2 separate regions of the Homo sapiens genome follow, and region 1 is linked to region 2. A link is a loop called in an ENCODE intact Hi-C map of the cell type or tissue named here. Cell type or tissue: Caco-2. All regions are shown on one strand. Region 1 overlaps CHD5 (chromodomain helicase DNA binding protein 5). Region 2 overlaps CHD5 (chromodomain helicase DNA binding protein 5).

Region 1 (8,000 bases), 54 kb after region 2:
ATAACCTTTCTTAGCCACCCTGGAACACTGGACCTCTGGGGGTGGAGGCAGTGGCAAGTAGGGAGGGAGCGGCTCTCCAAGCCTGCCTGTGCGTGAGAGCTGGGGCACTTCTCACCCTGCTCACCTTGGCTTGTTTCCCAGAGTTGCACACGCTGTGGCAGAACGAGGAGCGGGCTGCTGTATCCTCTGGGAAAATCTACGACATCTGGCACCGGCGCCATGACTACTGGCTGCTGGCGGGCATCGTGACGTATCCTTGGCCAGGCCGGGCTGGGCAGGGACTTGCCCGTTCCTCCGTGGACCTCGGGGAGAGCCCTCTGAGAGCTCCGGGGGAAGCCTTCCTCGTTCTTCCTCAATCTTCCTCACTTCTGGCGGTGGCTAGAAATCCTCGGCATTGCTGTGTCGCCCGCTCCCCGCCGCTGTCATCCCGGCTTCTTCCTTATGTGTCTCTGTCTGGGTCCACATTGCTCTCTCTTTTTTTTTTTTTTTTTGAGATAGAGTTTCACTCTGTCACCCAGGCTGGAGTGTAGCAGCTTGATCTCGGCTCACTGCAACTGCTGCCTCCCGGGTTCAAGCGATTCTCCTGCCTCAGCCTCCTGAGTAGCTGGGATTACAGGTGTGCCCCACCACACCTGGCTAATTTTTGTATTTTTAGTAGAGACGGGGTTTCACCATGTTGGCTAGGCTGGTCTCGAACTCCTGACCTCAAGTGATCCACCCACCTTGGCCTCCCAAAGTGCTGAGATTACAGGCGTCAGCCACCACACCCGGCCTTTTTCTTTTTCTTTTTTTTTTGAGATGGAGTCTCGCTCTGTGGCCTAGGCTGAAGTGCAGTGGTGCGATCTCAGCTCACTGCAACCTCTGCCTCCTGGGTTCAAGTGATTCTTCTGCCTCAGCCTCCTGAGTAGCTGGGACTACAGGCATGCACCACCACTCCCAGCTAGTTTTTGTAATTTTAGTAGAGACGGGGTTTCGCCTTGTTGGCCAGGCTGGTCTCGAGCTCCTGGCCTCAAGTGATCTGCCCACCTTGGCCTCCCAAAATGCTGGGATTACAGGCGCGAGCCACCATGCCTGGCCCCAAATTTTCCTCTTCTTACAAGCATCCCAGTCATTGAGTTTAGGGCCCACCCTAGTCCAGCATGACCCTTTCTTAACTTCATTACATCTGCAAATACTCTATTTCCGAAAAAGGTTCCCATTCACAGGCACTGGGGGCAAGACTTAAACGTATGCACCCCAGGTTGTTGGGGTGAAGAGTTAACCCTCTGAAGCCCCGGGGCTGTGTCTGGTGCACCCAGGGCACCTGTCAGTGTCTGCTGATACTGTCACTGTTGTGTCATCAATATGTTCCTCGTGCAGCTGGGCTTAAGGACTTGCCTGAGAGCGTACAGCCAGAATGCCGACCCCCGGGCTGGCCCCTCCCCCTCCCTGAGCTGCCTCCCCCTACGGCCCCACCACTTCTAACGGCCAGGTTTGCCCTTAATGGTGCCCCACCCAGGCACGGCTACGCCCGCTGGCAGGACATCCAGAATGACCCACGGTACATGATCCTCAACGAGCCCTTCAAGTCTGAGGTCCACAAGGGCAACTACCTGGAGATGAAGAACAAGTTCCTGGCCCGCAGGTTTAAGGTCTGTCTTCTGAAGGGCCAGGGCTGCACGGGGCAGGGAGGGACGGTGTCAGGAGGACCCTCGCAAAGGCAAAGGAATTAGAGAGCAGCAACCCCTCCCCGTGTACCTGGGTCACGCTGCCACGAAGCAGCAGTATGTCCATCAACTAACAGTGGTGGATCCTTGCTCTGGCCCTGGCCCCACTGGGAAGTATCTGCCGCCTTGGGGTGTTGGGGTACAGAGAACCCAGCTTGGTGACAGCTCCAAGGGTTGGCCACCACCAGGCCAGGGTGGGCAGCAGATGGCAGTACGTCCTCTTTCCCTCCTTTCTGCCGGGAGCCTTGGCCTGGGGTGGGCGCTGGTGGAGCACGGAGGGTAGCCATTCAGCGGGAGGGGCCGGGCCGACGCTGCGCCCCGCCCCCAGCTGCTGGAGCAGGCGTTGGTCATTGAGGAGCAGCTCCGGAGGGCCGCGTACCTGAACATGACGCAGGACCCCAACCACCCCGCCATGGCCCTCAACGCCCGCCTGGCTGAAGTGGAGTGCCTCGCCGAGAGCCACCAGCACCTGTCCAAGGAGTCCCTTGCTGGGAACAAGCCTGCCAATGCCGTCCTGCACAAGGGTGAGCAAGTCCTGCCCCCCACGGTGCAGCCCCCCGCCCTTCCTCCTGCCCAGCGAGCGCTCTTGGCTGTAGATGAGGGCACTGATGGGGTAGGGGCTGGGGACAGATGTCAGCCCAGAGGGCGGTGGACTTCTGGGCCAAGATGGAACAGTCCTGTCATCAGACCCCTTATCTCCCCTGCAGGGAAACTGAGGCTGCTTGCTTCTCCAGCCTGTTTCTCAAGCCTGCTCTGTGCGGGCCCCGGCCCGGGCTAGTGACACAGAAAACCACGAAACTGTAAAGGCTTCTGAGTCCTGACAGCGTGACTTAAATGCACTGTGTCTTTAGCCCGGGCAATACCCATCAGCCTGGAGCCTTCTCCTTGGCCCCGTGTGGGAAGGGAAGTAGTTTGCCCAAGATCTCCCAGGATTCAGAGCTTTGGTGCTGGCTGCACATCTCTGCCTGTGGTCACAGGGCACACTTCTGCCCTCGGGGCTCCCGGCTGGTTGGGGGAGGGGTGGCCCTGTGGTGAGAGTTGCTGGACCCCTCCCTGTGCCCTGCAGCCCTCCCTGGTGTACTCTGATCCTGTGCCCAGTAGGGCCTGGGGCTGCAGGTCTCCCTGAGAACTCTTAGGAGGGAAGCCCAGCGTCAGGCAGCGCTTCTGGCTGGCTCGTCTGCAGCCCGTGGGCCCTTGCCCAGCCCAGAGGGGCTCCTGGGAGGAGTTCTTTGGAAGCTCCTGCTGTGTCCCCACTTGGCAGTGCTGCCTGCAGCTTGGGAGGGCCTGGTGCAGGGCACCCCCTGGTGCCCGGTTCTGGGCAAGTGCAGTCATACACCCTTGCAAATAAGCCCCAGCTCTCGGGCTACCTCCCCTGGCACAGCCCTTCATCCCTCCATCCCTCCATGCCTCCATCCTTCCACCCCTCCATCATCCCTCCATGCCTCCGTCCTTCCACCCCTCCATCCCTCTATTCTTTCACCCCTCAATCCCTCATCCCTTATCCCTCCATCCTTCCACACCTCCATCCTTCCATCCCTCCATAATTCTTCCATGCCTCCAACCCTCCATCCCTCTGTCTCTCCATCATCCCTCCTTCCCTTCATCATCCCTCCATTCCTCCATCCTTCCACCCCTCCATCCTTCCATCCTTCCATTATCCCTCCATGCCTCTGTCCTTCCACTCCATCCCTCATCCCTCTGTCATCCTTCATCCCTCCATCCTTCCACCCCTCCATCCCTCCATTATCCCTTCATCATACCTCCATCCCTTCATCCTTCCATCTCTCCGTCATCCCTTCATCATCTCCATCATTGCTTCATCCCTCCATCATCCTTCCATTCTCCCTCCATCCTTCCACCCCCATCCCCCATCTCTCCATCATCTCTCCATCCTTCCATCTCTCCATCTCTCTACCCGTCCATCCCTCCATCATCCCTTCGTCCTTCCATTCCTCCATCCCTCCATTATCCCTTCATCATACCTTCATCCCTTCATCCCTCCGTCTCTCCATCTTCCCTCTATCATCTCTCCATCATCACTCCATCCCTCTATCATCCTTCCGTCATCTCTCCATCCCTCCATCCTTCCACCCGTCCATCTCTCCATCATCCCTCCATCTCTCCACCCCTCCAACCCTCCATCATCCCTCCATCTTTCCACCCCTCCATCATTCCTCCATCCCTCCATCATCCCTCTATGCCTCCATGTCTCCACCATCCCTCCATCATCCCTCCATCTCTCCATCATCCCTCCATCCCTCCATCCCTCCATCCCTTCACCCCTCCATCACCCATCCCTCCACCGTCCCTTCATCCCTCCATCCCCCATCTCTCCATCATCCCTCCATCCTTCCATCCCTCCATCATCCCGTCCCTCCACCTTCCTTCCATCCTTCCATCTTCCATTATCCCTCCATCTCTCCATCCTTCCACCCCTCCATCCCTCCATCATCCCTCCATCCCTCCATCTCTCCATTATCCTTCATCATCCCTCCATCCCTCCATTATTCCTCCATCATCCCTTCATTCTTCCATCATCCCTCCATCCCTCCATCATCCCTCCATCTCTCCATCATCCATCATCCCTCATCCCTCCATCATCCCTCCATCTCTCCATCATCCCTCCATCCCTATATTATCCCTCCATCATCCCTTCATTTTTCCATCATCCCTTCATCCCTCCATCATCGCTTCATCCCTATATCCCTTTATCTATCCATCATCCCTTCATCATCCCTACATCCCTTTATCTCTCCATCATCCCTTCATTATCCCTCCATCCCTCCATCTCTCCACCGCTCCATCCCTCCATCGTCCCTCCATCTATCCATCATCCCTTCATCATCCCTCCATCCCTCCATTATCCCTCCCTCATCCCTTCATTCCTCCATCATCCCTCCATCCCTCCATTTCTCCACCCCTCCATTCCTCCATCATCCCTCCATCTCTCCATCATTCCTTCATTATCCCTCCATCCCTCCAACATCCAACCATCATCCTTTCATCATCCCTCCATCTCTCCACTCCGCCATCCCACCATCATCCCTCCATCTCTCCATCATCCCTTCATTATCCCTCCATCCCTCCATCATCCCTCCATCCCTCCATCATCCCTCCATCCCTCCATCTTCCCCCATCCCTCCACCTTCCCTCCATCCCTCCATCTTCGCTCCATTATCCCTACATTATCCCTCCATCCCTCCGTCCTTCCACCCCTCCATTCGTCCGTCCTTCCACCCCTCCATCATCCTTCCATCGCTCCATCATTCCTCCATCCCTCCATCTTCCCTCCATTATCCCTCCATCATCCCTCCATCATCCCTCCATCCTTCCACCCCTCCATCCTTCCACCCCTCCACCCCTCCTCTCCTCCATCCCTCCACCCCTCCACCCCTCCATCCCTCCATCCTTCCATCCCTCCATCCTTCCACTGCTCCACCCCTCCACCCCTCCACCCCTCCATCCCTCCATCCTTCCACTCCTCCATCCCTCCACCCCTCCATCCCTGCATCCTACCATCCCTCCGCCTCCCACCACAGTCCTGAACCAGCTGGAGGAGCTGCTGAGCGACATGAAGGCCGACGTGACCCGGCTGCCATCCATGCTGTCCCGCATCCCCCCGGTGGCCGCCCGGCTGCAGATGTCGGAGCGCAGCATCCTGAGCCGCCTGACCAACCGCGCCGGGGACCCCACCATCCAGCAGGTCAGGCTCGGCCTGTGTGCCCCGGCCCGAGCCCCCTGGCGTGCCCCTGGGTGGAGGCTGGGTGGGGGGCCTGAGACCACCTGTGAAGCTGAGTCCTTGCCTCCAGGGCGCTTTCGGCTCCTCCCAGATGTACAGCAACAACTTTGGGCCCAACTTCCGGGGCCCTGGACCGGGAGGGATTGTCAACTACAACCAGATGCCCCTGGGGCCCTATGTGACCGGTAGGTGCCCGTCCGCTCCGGGCAGCATGCACACGGGTGCCCGCCGGGCCCGGCCTGCCTGCTGCTGCCAACGTCAGGCAAGCCCGGCTCTCCTCTTTTTTTGACAGATATCTAGCCGTCCTCGAGACTTCCCTGTGTTGCAGCGCTCATTTCCAGCTGAGGTGAGGGCTGCTGGGTGCTGTGTTCCTCCCCGCCACCCCATTGCTGGCAAACCAGGCCTGGCCACAGTCAGCCCTGCCCCTGCACTTGACTCCCGTCCCTAAGTCCTGGAGCTTTTACTGCCTCCGGCGGCTTTGAGAGCCACCCACCTGCCTGGAGCCCCTCTACCTTGCCCCCTTGGCCCTGGGACCACCTTGTGGCCAGCGTGTCTGTCCACTGGGAGGCTGGGGTGGCAGGACATGAAGGGGTCGGTGGACTTGGGTGAGCTCCTGTGTGTGCACATGTGTTCTCATTTGCACACATGTTCCCAGCGGAAGTCAGAGACTGCTGCCCCCGCCTGGAGCCCTGTCCTGCCCCTGCTGTCCTGCTGGTGGCAGACATCACATCTTGTCTTACACCCTCACTTCCTGCCCAGGACCAGGAGGGTGGCTGAGGGTTTTGTGGGGGCTATTGGCCAGGAGAGGGGGCTTATTTCAGAGAAACTGCCAGTTCATTCTGGTCTTCTCTGGGGCCACCAGCCTCCACTACGCTGTGTCTGTCCCTGTGGGAACCGTGTCTTGCTGGAGGAGGCTCCAGAGGGGCTTCCTGGCTGGCTGCCCCTGCCCACTGCTGCTTCCTGGGTGCTCTCGGCACTCTGGGTGTAGCTCATGGCCTGGCCCGGCAGCCTGTGGCTGGGAGGTCATGGCTGGGGGGCACCCCGATCATAGTTGGTTGTGATAGGTGGAGAAGCAGCTACAGGCTGTTGGGTGCCACCCTGATGCCCCCTATAACTGCCCACCTGCTTAACCCACTGATTTGCGTTTTGCAGCCACGCCTGCCGGGCCACCTGCCCGACCCACATGGGAGAGAAAAGCTGCCACCTTTTTAGGAGCCAGCGCCACCTTGGGACAAAAAGGGAAACCTAGTAATGCCATCACATGGAGGACGAGGCCCAGCTCAGCTGGGCCAGAGCCCAGAAGTGCCACCTCATCATAATTCAAGTGTTCTTCCACACAGCGTTGCCCCCACAACCACGCCGGACGTGCCCCCTCGCCACCTTTTCCAGACGACTTCTTAGAAGAGATTTCATTTATTTGTACATCTTTTGCACTTTCCTATTGAAGACTTGAACACGTTTGTCTTGATAAAAGTTGGATGACGTATGGAAGATTCGAACCTGCAGCACTGATGTCTCTTTACCGATGGGTTCCAGACCCAAGGTAGTCCTGGCACTGCCCTGTGGACTCAGCCCAGCTGGGGAGGACATGGCGCCCGGTGCCCTAGGAGCCCTCAGTGTCCCCTACCTGACCTGTCTGCACCTGTGTGACAGCCCCTTCTGATTTGGCCCCCTGCCCGCTTGGAGCCTCCCAGCACCAGACAGGGCAGGTTTGGGGAGCCGCTGTCCAGCCCTATGGTGAGACCCTGGCTGACATTTCCCCTCCTTCCTGCCAAGGCTGGAGGCCGCCAGGTGTTTGCTCTCTCCTTGTGGGGAGGTGGATCCTCTGCCAGCAGGTGTCTGTCCCCGGCCCAGCGCATCTTGAAGGCCCTGGACTCTGTTACCAGTGGGGGGCCTGTGGCCCCGGCTCTTCACAGCAGGCAGAAGCGTATGATCCCAGGGAGGGTGGGCTGGGGGGGGGGCAGCACTTGCCTCGGAGCCACTGCTGCGTTGGGTTTGCCTTCTGCCAGAGGTGTGGTTAAGGGCAGTGATAGCTGCGCCCCAGCAAGGAGGGTCATGGGCCCTGAGCTGGCCCAGGAGACCCTGGCCCTGCCCTGTGCCCTGGGATGCCTACCCTGCCCACCTCCGGAGGTGGAACCGGGCTGCCCCTGGGGGCCTGGACTTGTCCCATTCCCCTGTCCCTGGAAAGGCCTTCCCGGGGGCTTTTTGCCTGAGGCTGCACTCTTGGAAGGCGTGGGGAGAGTTCTGCCTGGAGGGGGACTGGACCCAGTGCCCTCTGCAGACCCCTCCCAGCCGCAGCACCAAGGGCTTGCTGCCTTGTTTCCTGCCAGGAGCGCCCTGACATCCCAAAACCATCTTCCCACATGTGGGTTGTTGGAATCCCACCCACTCCCCCGGACCCTGCCCCTCCAAGTTGGGGACGGAGATGGGGAGCAGGTCAGGCCCTCCCTAGGCCTGTTTGTGTGTGATCCTTCTCCTGGCCCCAGGTCGACCTGGAAGGCGTTTCTGAGTCTTGTACTGGGACCTTCCCAGGGAAGGTGCCTTGGGGTGCAGAA
Region 2 (8,000 bases):
GAATTCCCTGCTGCAGCCCCGCCCTCCTCTTCTGCTGCTGTGGCCGCTGTCCCCTGGCCCCAGAGGTCGGTCTTTGTGCTGGGCATGGGGTAGATGGCTCTGGAGCTGCAAGGCCCTGGGATGAAGACACCGAGACTGTCTGGTGGAGGCTGTAAAATCTTGCTCTGCTGCCATCCCCGCCCTCACTCCTCAGACCTGGGCTCCATGGGCTCGGGGTGATGTGGATTTTAGGACCCCGAGGCCTCGTGGTCCATGGCAGGGACTCCTACCTGTGCACCCACTGCCCACCTCCTCTGACTTAGAAGCTGGGTGGGAGTCTAGGCCAAGAGGGGCAGTGTCACCTGGGCCTGGGTCTCAGGCCACTGGGCTGGGTGGGCCTGACTTCCAAATGCAGAAGAAGGACCCAGTGGGGTGCAGCAGAGACCTGTGGGAGCCCTGTGGGAGCCCCCATCCTCCCCAGATAGGGCTGGCTCCCCTCCCGTCTCCTGGGCTCAGGGTACAGCACCAGCCCTGGCTAGGGAGGCTTGGGAGGTGGGCAGCGCCTGGACAGGGGCGAGGCCTGGGGGCTGGGGGCCAGGGGGTCTTTGAGACCTGGGAGGGCTGGTTCTCCGACGCTCTCATTCCCAGGGCCATGATCACGCTGAGCCTTCCCTTTTCCAACTGGCCCAGGTCTTCCCTCCCGCTTCTTTCTCTGACAATATGTTTTTGTTTTTGTCCAGGTCCTTATCTCTCTCTGGCTCTTGTCTGTCTGTCTCTCTCTGGGTCTCAGACTTGGTCATTCCCTCTGGCCTGTGCTTGGTGTCCACCTTGGTAACCTCTCGGCATCTCCTCTCTCTCCTTTGCCGTCTTTTCTCTCTTCCCCCTGTACCCTCATTTCTCTCCCTCTCTTTGATTTGCTCCACCCCTTCCTCACCCTCTCTCCTTCTCTCTACTGAGATGCAGCTCTGGTTCTTGGAAGGGGAAGGGGGCTGGGATGGACAAGAGGCCTCCAGAGGTGCCCCCTCCCCTGCATTTGAGAGCCTGGCTCGGGCCAGCTGTCAGATCTTAAGGGGTCTGGAGCACACTGTGGCCCAGCTGCCGGGTGCCCCTTTGCCCACCTGCCTGGCAGACTAGGAGCCCCAGGATAAAGACAAGGGAATTTCACCCCTCTGCCCCTCTCTGCCTCCAACCAGGTGGCTCCAAGATGACGGGGTGAAGGGGCCAGGGCAGGTGGGCCGCAAGCAGCAGTTTGTTAGTGGGGGGAGGCCGGCAGCAAGTCGTGGATTCTGATTTACATAAAATAACCGGGCTGCAGCCGGAACCTGAGCATATGTAGATGAAGCTCCCTGTCAGACCCTAGCGAGCGCAGGAGGGAGAAATGATTTCAACCTGTACTGCAGCGGTTACCATAGCAACCAATTATTCAGTGCTAAATTATAACTGTTTATAACACTCGTGAATGGGAAGGCTCCTATTTCATTCTTCCCTTTTCCCTCTCAATCTTGAAGGACCCCAAATGGAGAATGACCCACTCTCCGCACCCTTCCTTATGAGTTTAAATGTCTCCGTTTTTAGGAGATGCGGTGCGTGTGCGGAGCATCGGGCCTAGAGGGAAGGGAGATGGAGGTGGGAGGCCTCTGCCAAGAAACATCTGCGGAGCTGGGAAGGAGGAAGGGTGGCGGGACTGTCCATTGGGATCCCCAGGGCTGCGACCACATGCTGTGCCCTCAGCAGGGTGGGGGCTCAGAGCAGAGACCCCTCCTGCCTGCCCCTGCCTCCTGGCACACATAGGCTGGGCATAACATTCAAGGCAGCTTTGCAGGTGGAGTTCATGTGGGGACTCCACATCCACTAAGATTCTTCTGCTAGCTGGTAGGGCGTCCCCTGTAGTCACGCCTAAGGCTGCTGCAGCCGAAAGGTCAGTGCCAAGGTCGAAGGCCAACTGTCATCTGTATCTTCATGCCTGCAGTGTGGTTTGATGGCCCTCAAACCTTAGGGTTGGGTTGGTTCGGGGGCTTAGTTAGGGACTTATTGGTCTGCGTCTCTGTCTCCTCCCCTGCACGTGGCTTGGTCTACGAGCCTCTCAGTATGTTTTGAGATACTGAACTGTGAATCTGCCTCTGGTTCTTGATCGTTTCTTTCCTTCTTGCCGCTGGATGATGCTCCGTCCCTCCAGGTCCTGCTCATGGGCCACTGCTCTGCTAGGTGTTTTCAGAACTATTTGCAGCTTTCTCTGCAAGGAGAGATTTTGGAAAAACACCACAAAAAGGAGGCCTAGTTCTAGAATGTCAAAACAGCTGGATGCAGGGTTCTGCCCTGCACCCCCACCCTCGGCCAGCCCCTGGTAGGGGAGGAGGGTTCAGGTGATATCTGGTGCAGGTGGGAGGCCCAGCTGTGCGGGCTCCATGTGGTGGAGGCAGGGCAGAGGCTCAGGGCAGGGGAGGCAGGTGGGGACTTGGGCGTCAGACCCTTCTCATCGACTGGGCTTTCCCCAGTGCAGGTGGATGGAGGAGGGAGAGAAGTGCACCTGCTTCCAAGAAATGAGGGCTTTGCTGGCTTGCCTGAGCCCCAGTGGGTGACAGCAGGGAAGGGGCCACAGATGGGCAACAGACATGCCTGACGTTGTCTGAGCCCATTCTGTGCTGAGGGTCTGTGCCCTCCTGCTCTGCCACTTAACCCTGAGCGGACGCTGGGCGAGCCCTGTCAGTGCTGGGCTCATGGCCTTCTGCCAGCCCTACTCTCCCAAGGTGGCATGCGCTGCTGCTCCTGCCAGACAGTGGAGGCTGCTGGAGGTGCCTTCCCCTCCCTATCCCTCCCTCCTTCCGGCTCTCCCTGGGCCGCCACTCCTGGTCTCCCCTGCAGGTCGCCGAGGGGACTGCTTGCCATCAGATGCTGGGTTGGCTCCCCGTAGATGTTGCCACAGCAGCCCCTTCTTGTCCAGGTCCTGCTCCCTCTGTACCGCGTCTCGCCCCAGCTGCTGGCAGCCTCTGTGCAGTTGGCTGGAGCCCAATCCCGACAGCAAAAATGTGGGGGTGAGCTTGGTGTGTCCCCTCCAGCTTGTCGTCCTGGCTGTATCTTTGGCTTCCATGCAGAGCTGGGGTCATCATGGGTTGTTTGGGCATTTTCTGGGCATTATCAGAATCCCAGCGGCCTCTGGTGTCTACATGTGGTCGTGGTGGTGTCAGGGGGAAAGGGTCATTCTGACTGCAGCCTGCTCTGGCTTGGCCGAGTCCCCTGCCCAGGACACAGCAAGGCGGCCCAGCCCTGGAGACCTGGGTGCACGTCCCATCCCTCCCCTCCACCCTGGCTCAGAGCCCTGCTTCTCTGTGCTTAGGTTTCTCCCGGGTCACAGATGTTCAAGGCATTTTCTTTTCTTTCTTTTCTTTTCTTTTTTTTTTTGAGATGGAGTTTGGCTCTTATTACCCAGGCTGGAGTACAATGGTGCGATCTCGGCTCACTGCAACCTCCGCCTCCCAGGTTCAAGCGATTCTCCTGCCTCAGCCTCCTGAGTAGCTGGGATTGCAGGCATGTACCACCATGCCCAGCTAATTTTGTATTTTTTTTTCAGTAGAGAAAGTGTTTCTCCAAGTTGGTCAGGCTAGTCTTGAGCTCCCAACCTTAGGTGATCTGCCCGCCTCGGCCTCCCAAAGTGCTGGGATTTCAAGCGTGAGTCACCGCGCCCAGCCTCAAGGCATTTTCTTACAGTCTCCCTGGTTCTATCCTTTCTGGCATTCCCAGTTCACAGACGATGAAGCTGAGGTTTAGCTCGCTACAGTGACTTGGCCAAGTCTCAGGCTTGCAAGGGGCAGAGCCTCCCTGGGGAGCCCGGGACTCACTGGCAGGCCACGTAGGATTAACCGTGGGTCCCTCAACTTCATCCTCGGTAGGTTTGTGGGGTTTGCTCTCTAGCAGCTGAAGGCCACCCAGGGCCCCTTCCTCCGGCCAGCCCCAGCCTCTGTCCGTGGTGCTGAAGTTCATGGCGGCCTCTCTTGTCCTTACCTTTGCTGGGGTGAGGGCTCAGGGAGAGCGTGTCTCTCAGATCTCCTGAAGGGCGGTCTCTTGAAGCTGGCCAAACTCTGACACCCTCAACGGGACGTGGACATCACTGTCTCATCTCCACCTCCCCAAAGGACCGAGGCCGAGCTTGGGAGCCGTGGCTCCAGGGCCCAGCATCTCCTCCAGCCTTGAGAGCAGGCTCCCAGCCAGTGGCTGTGTCAGTATTCCCGGAAACACCCGGGTTCCGGAAAAGCAAAGAGCACAGAGGCCCTGCTGCCTGGCAGCTGGCAGCGCCGCTGACTCTGGAGGCTTAATGGGCTAAGAGGTTTGGGAGCAGGGAGGCTGGTGGGCAGGGGAGAGGGAGCGGGGCTTCCAGGAGAGGAGGGAAGTGCAGGCAGCCTGTTGGAAGGGGTGCTTCCCAGCTGGATGTCAGAGGGGGCCCCCACCTCCCCTGTCAGTGACCGTCTCCCCCTCCACGAACTGTTGGATGTGACTGTTTGGAGCCACTCTCCTGGGAAAAGGCAGGTCATCCCCTCTTGACAGTGTGGCCTGAAAGGGCAGAGTTGGGCTGGGGGCCTCCCAAGACTATCCAGGGAGGCCCCCCGCCTTTGCTGCCTCCTCATTCTCTTTCCTTCTGCCACCCTTTCCTTTCCTTCTCCCTCCCTCCCTCTTTCCTTCATCCTCCCTCCTGGCCACTGCTGTTTCCTGAGCTCATTTTTTATCTCTCCGGTTCTGTCTTAATCTCATCCCATGCCTCTCCTTGCTCACCCCGAAAACAGTTAACAGCAGTCCTGCGCATGGCAAGCCCCGCATGCCCCGGGGATCATGGCAGTGCTGCCCGGCCCCTCCCTGGGAAGGGGCTGTGGAGGGCTTCGCCAGTTGACTTGTGTCTCTAAAGGCCACAAGTAAACCACTTTCTCCGAGGGGCAGCACCTCTCTGGTGGGGTGCTCTGGTTGTAAACGCCCTTATCTCCATATAAATGGGCCATTTTCTGCCTGTACAGACAGGAAACTAAATCAAGGAAGCCAAGCTTAAGAGCTGCCTAAATTACCTTGTCTCATATGGAGAGGAAGCGGCCAGGATGGGGTGGGAGAGGGGGAAGGTGGGCTTGTGCCATCCATAGCAGTGTCTGCAGAGTCCGCACATGGAGAAAACTGTGATGTGCCTGCTGCATTAATTACAGGTTTCACCTGACGAACGCAGTTCCATGGGATGTGAACTTAAGCAGAGAGCTGTGGCGCTGGGGCCTGAGATGCAGCGGCCCTTCCCTGGCTGGGGCTCTCCTTCTCTGGCTGGGGCCCTTCCCTGGCTGGGGCTCTCCTTCTCTGGCTGGGGCCCTTCCCTGGCTGGGGCTCTCCTTCTCTGGCTGGGGCCCTTCTCTGGCTGGGGCCCTTCCCTGGCTAGGGCTCTTCTTCTCTGGCTGGGGCCCTTCCCTGGCTGGGGCTCTTCCCTTGCTGGGGCCCTTCCCTGGCTGGGGCCCTTCCCTGGCTGGGGTTCTTCTTCTCTGGCTGGGGCCCTTCCCTGGCTGGGGCTCTCCTTCTCTGGCTGGGGCCCTTCTCTGGCTGGGGCCCTTCCCTGGCTAGGGCTCTTCTTCTCTGGCTGGGGCCCTTCCCTGGCTGGGGCTCTTCCCTTGCTGGGGCCCTTCCCTGGCTGGGGCCCTTCCCTGGCTGGGGCCCTTCCCTGGCTGGGGTTCTTCTTCTCTGGCTGGGGCCCTTCCCTGGCTGTGGCTCTTCTTCTCTGGCTGAGGCCCTTCCCTGGCTGGGGCTTTTCTTCTCTGGCTGGGGCCCTTCCCTGGCTGGGGCTCTTCCTGTGCACTTTGCTTTTTGACTCTGGGACCACATCCTCCACCGCCAGCTCCTGGGTCCATGCCTCATCATGTAAAACTAATTCAGCCCCCAAAGTCCATAGAAGCCCAATGATGACTGAAGCGGAGCCTGAGTTCACCCGCAGGGCTGCTGGAGTGGGCTGAGCCGAGCTTGCAGATGGAGAAGCCTGCTCTCACGAGAGCCTCACCTCGCCTCACCTGCAGGTTCTACTGCTTCCTGTGGCGTAGACCCTGGGGACAAGACTTGGCTCAGGCTGGCTTGGGGTTGCCCCTTTGGCTGGGCTTTGGGGCTGAGCTGTGAGCAGTGGCCTCTGATGATGAGTGGAGTGATGGGGATCGGTCGATCCCCAGCGTGGGCCAGGAGGTAGCTCTCAGGGCCGTCCTGCCACCCAGGACTCTGGATGTTCCTGGGGCCTCTGTTGCCCTCACTGTCCCCCTTCTTTTCCAGGGGAGCAATGATGAGCTATCAGAGAATGAAGAGGATCTGGAAGAGAAGTCGGAGAGTGAAGGCAGTGACTACTCCCCGAATAAAAAGAAGAAGAAGAAACTCAAGGACAAGAAGGAGAAAAAAGCCAAGCGAAAAAAGAAGGATGAGGATGAGGATGATAATGATGATGGATGCTTAAAGGTAACTGTGGAGGCCTGGCTGGGGGGACAGAGCGACATCCCCCTTTAAGGGGGCTGAGCCTCTTGCCTGTATGTTCTGTGTGTGTGTGTGTGTGTGTGTGTGTGTGTGATGGAGTCTCACTCTGTTGCCAGGCTGGAGTGCAGTGGCGTGACCTCGGCTCACTGCAACCGCCTCCCAGGTTCAAGCAATTCTCCTGCCTCAGCCTCCCGAGTAGCTGGGACTACAGGTGCGTGCCACCACGCCTGGCTAATTTTTGTATTTTTAGTAGAGACAGGATTTTACCATGTTGGCCAGGATGGTCCCCATCTCTTTTTTTTTTTTTTTTTTTTGAGACGGAGTCTCGCTCTGTCGCCCAGGCTGGAGTGCAGTGGCGGGATCTCGGCTCACTGCAAGCTTCGCCTCCCGGGTTCACGCCATTCTCCTGCCTCAGCCTCCCAAGTAGCTGGGACTACAGGCGCCCGCCACTACGCCCGGCTAATTTTTTGTATTTTTAGTAGAGATGGGGTTTCACCGTTTTAGCCGGGATGGTCTCGATCTCCTGACCTCGTGATCCGCCCGCCTCGGCCTCCCAAAGTGCTGGGATTACAGGTGTGAGCCACCGCGCCCGGCCTCCATCTCTTGACCTCGCGATCTGCCTGCCTTGGCCTCCCAAAGTGCTGGGATTACAGGCGTGAGCCACTGCGCCCAGCCTGTTCTTTTTTTCTTTTTTAGAAGGAGTTTTGCTCTGTTGTCCAGGCTGGAGTGCAGTGGCTCCTGCCTTAGCCTTCTGAGTAGCTGGTACTACAGGCACGCATCACCACGCACAGCTAATTTTTGAGTGAGCAGCTATTTCTAGGGGAGAGTGATAGATAGTGTGAGCTCAAGTTTAGTGTCAGGAACCTCTTGCTTGGAGCAATTCGGGAAAATAAAACAACAAATGGAGTCTTTGCCACAAGAAGTGCTGGACAGCTTTGTTTATGGTAGAAAGGGAACTTGTGTTCTGAAATCCTGCCCAAGCAGGCATTCCCGGAGTCTCCTACTGCACGTGGGGCAGAGCGGCTACAGAGATGGGCCAGCTCTCCCCTGGGCCCAGCGTCCCCAGGAACATGGGAAATGATGTGAAGGAAGCCAGGCCTTTATGGTCATGCTGAGGTGCTCCGGAGTCTCAGAGGCTGCACCCTGGGGCTCCTTGGGGAGATGGAGAGGCCAGGGGTGAGGTTGGTGGACAGGCAGTGGGTGAGTGACAGTGCCATTCAGGAACACTGTGCTCCCTTTGTTCTTTTAAGAGACACCAAGGCTCGGTTTGGGCTGGTCACAGATTTAAAGATAAACGCTCTGTAAATATTAGTACAGTTGCTGTTGGGTGAGGCAGAAATCATGAATGTGAATAACTGAAGTTGGGAGGTGTGGGAGGAGGAGCGATTCTTCCTGGCGGTGTCCTGACACCTGGGGTGATTTCATGAGTCAGTGGAGTGTTGTGAGTCACCGGAGACGGATCGTCGCTGCGGGGCTGACAGTTCTGAAAGCTTCACTTAAGAGAGTGATTCAGGATCACCCTGTAACAGTATCATCCCCTCGCTCACCTGCTGCTC

Evidence for each region. A loop is a pair of places that touch in the nucleus more often than their neighbours do. Peaks named below come from ENCODE experiments on the same cell type or tissue, not always from the same donor. Only the 100,000 strongest peaks of a DNase experiment are listed, where the experiment ranks them.
Region 1: a loop joins it to region 2, with 2.5 times the contacts of the local background. A loop is called at or near these places in 15 of 110 quality-filtered maps.

The regions. Positions count from the first base shown.
Region 1 is chr1:6,104,025-6,112,024 of GRCh38, reverse strand. It overlaps CHD5 (chromodomain helicase DNA binding protein 5), which reads left to right. Exons shown (of 42, transcript NM_015557.3): 36 at 142-250; 37 at 1,499-1,631; 38 at 2,035-2,230; 39 at 5,246-5,409; 40 at 5,516-5,630; 41 at 5,738-5,791; 42 at 6,598-8,000. The coding sequence ends at 5,745. Among named protein-coding and RNA genes, the nearest start is that of KCNAB2, 62 kb to the right of the region's middle. RefSeq lists a silencer at 2,970-3,069. In Caco-2, a CTCF peak has its summit at 3,763; a DNase peak (open chromatin) is centred at 2,963.
Region 2 is chr1:6,157,765-6,165,764 of GRCh38, reverse strand. CHD5 (chromodomain helicase DNA binding protein 5) reads left to right here. Exons shown (of 42, transcript NM_015557.3): 3 at 6,250-6,429. Among named protein-coding and RNA genes, the nearest start is that of CHD5, 19 kb to the left of the region's middle. RefSeq lists an enhancer at 1-98 and a silencer at 3,859-4,059. In Caco-2, no CTCF peak of the experiment used is centred here; DNase peaks (open chromatin) are centred at 2,851, 3,938 and 7,864.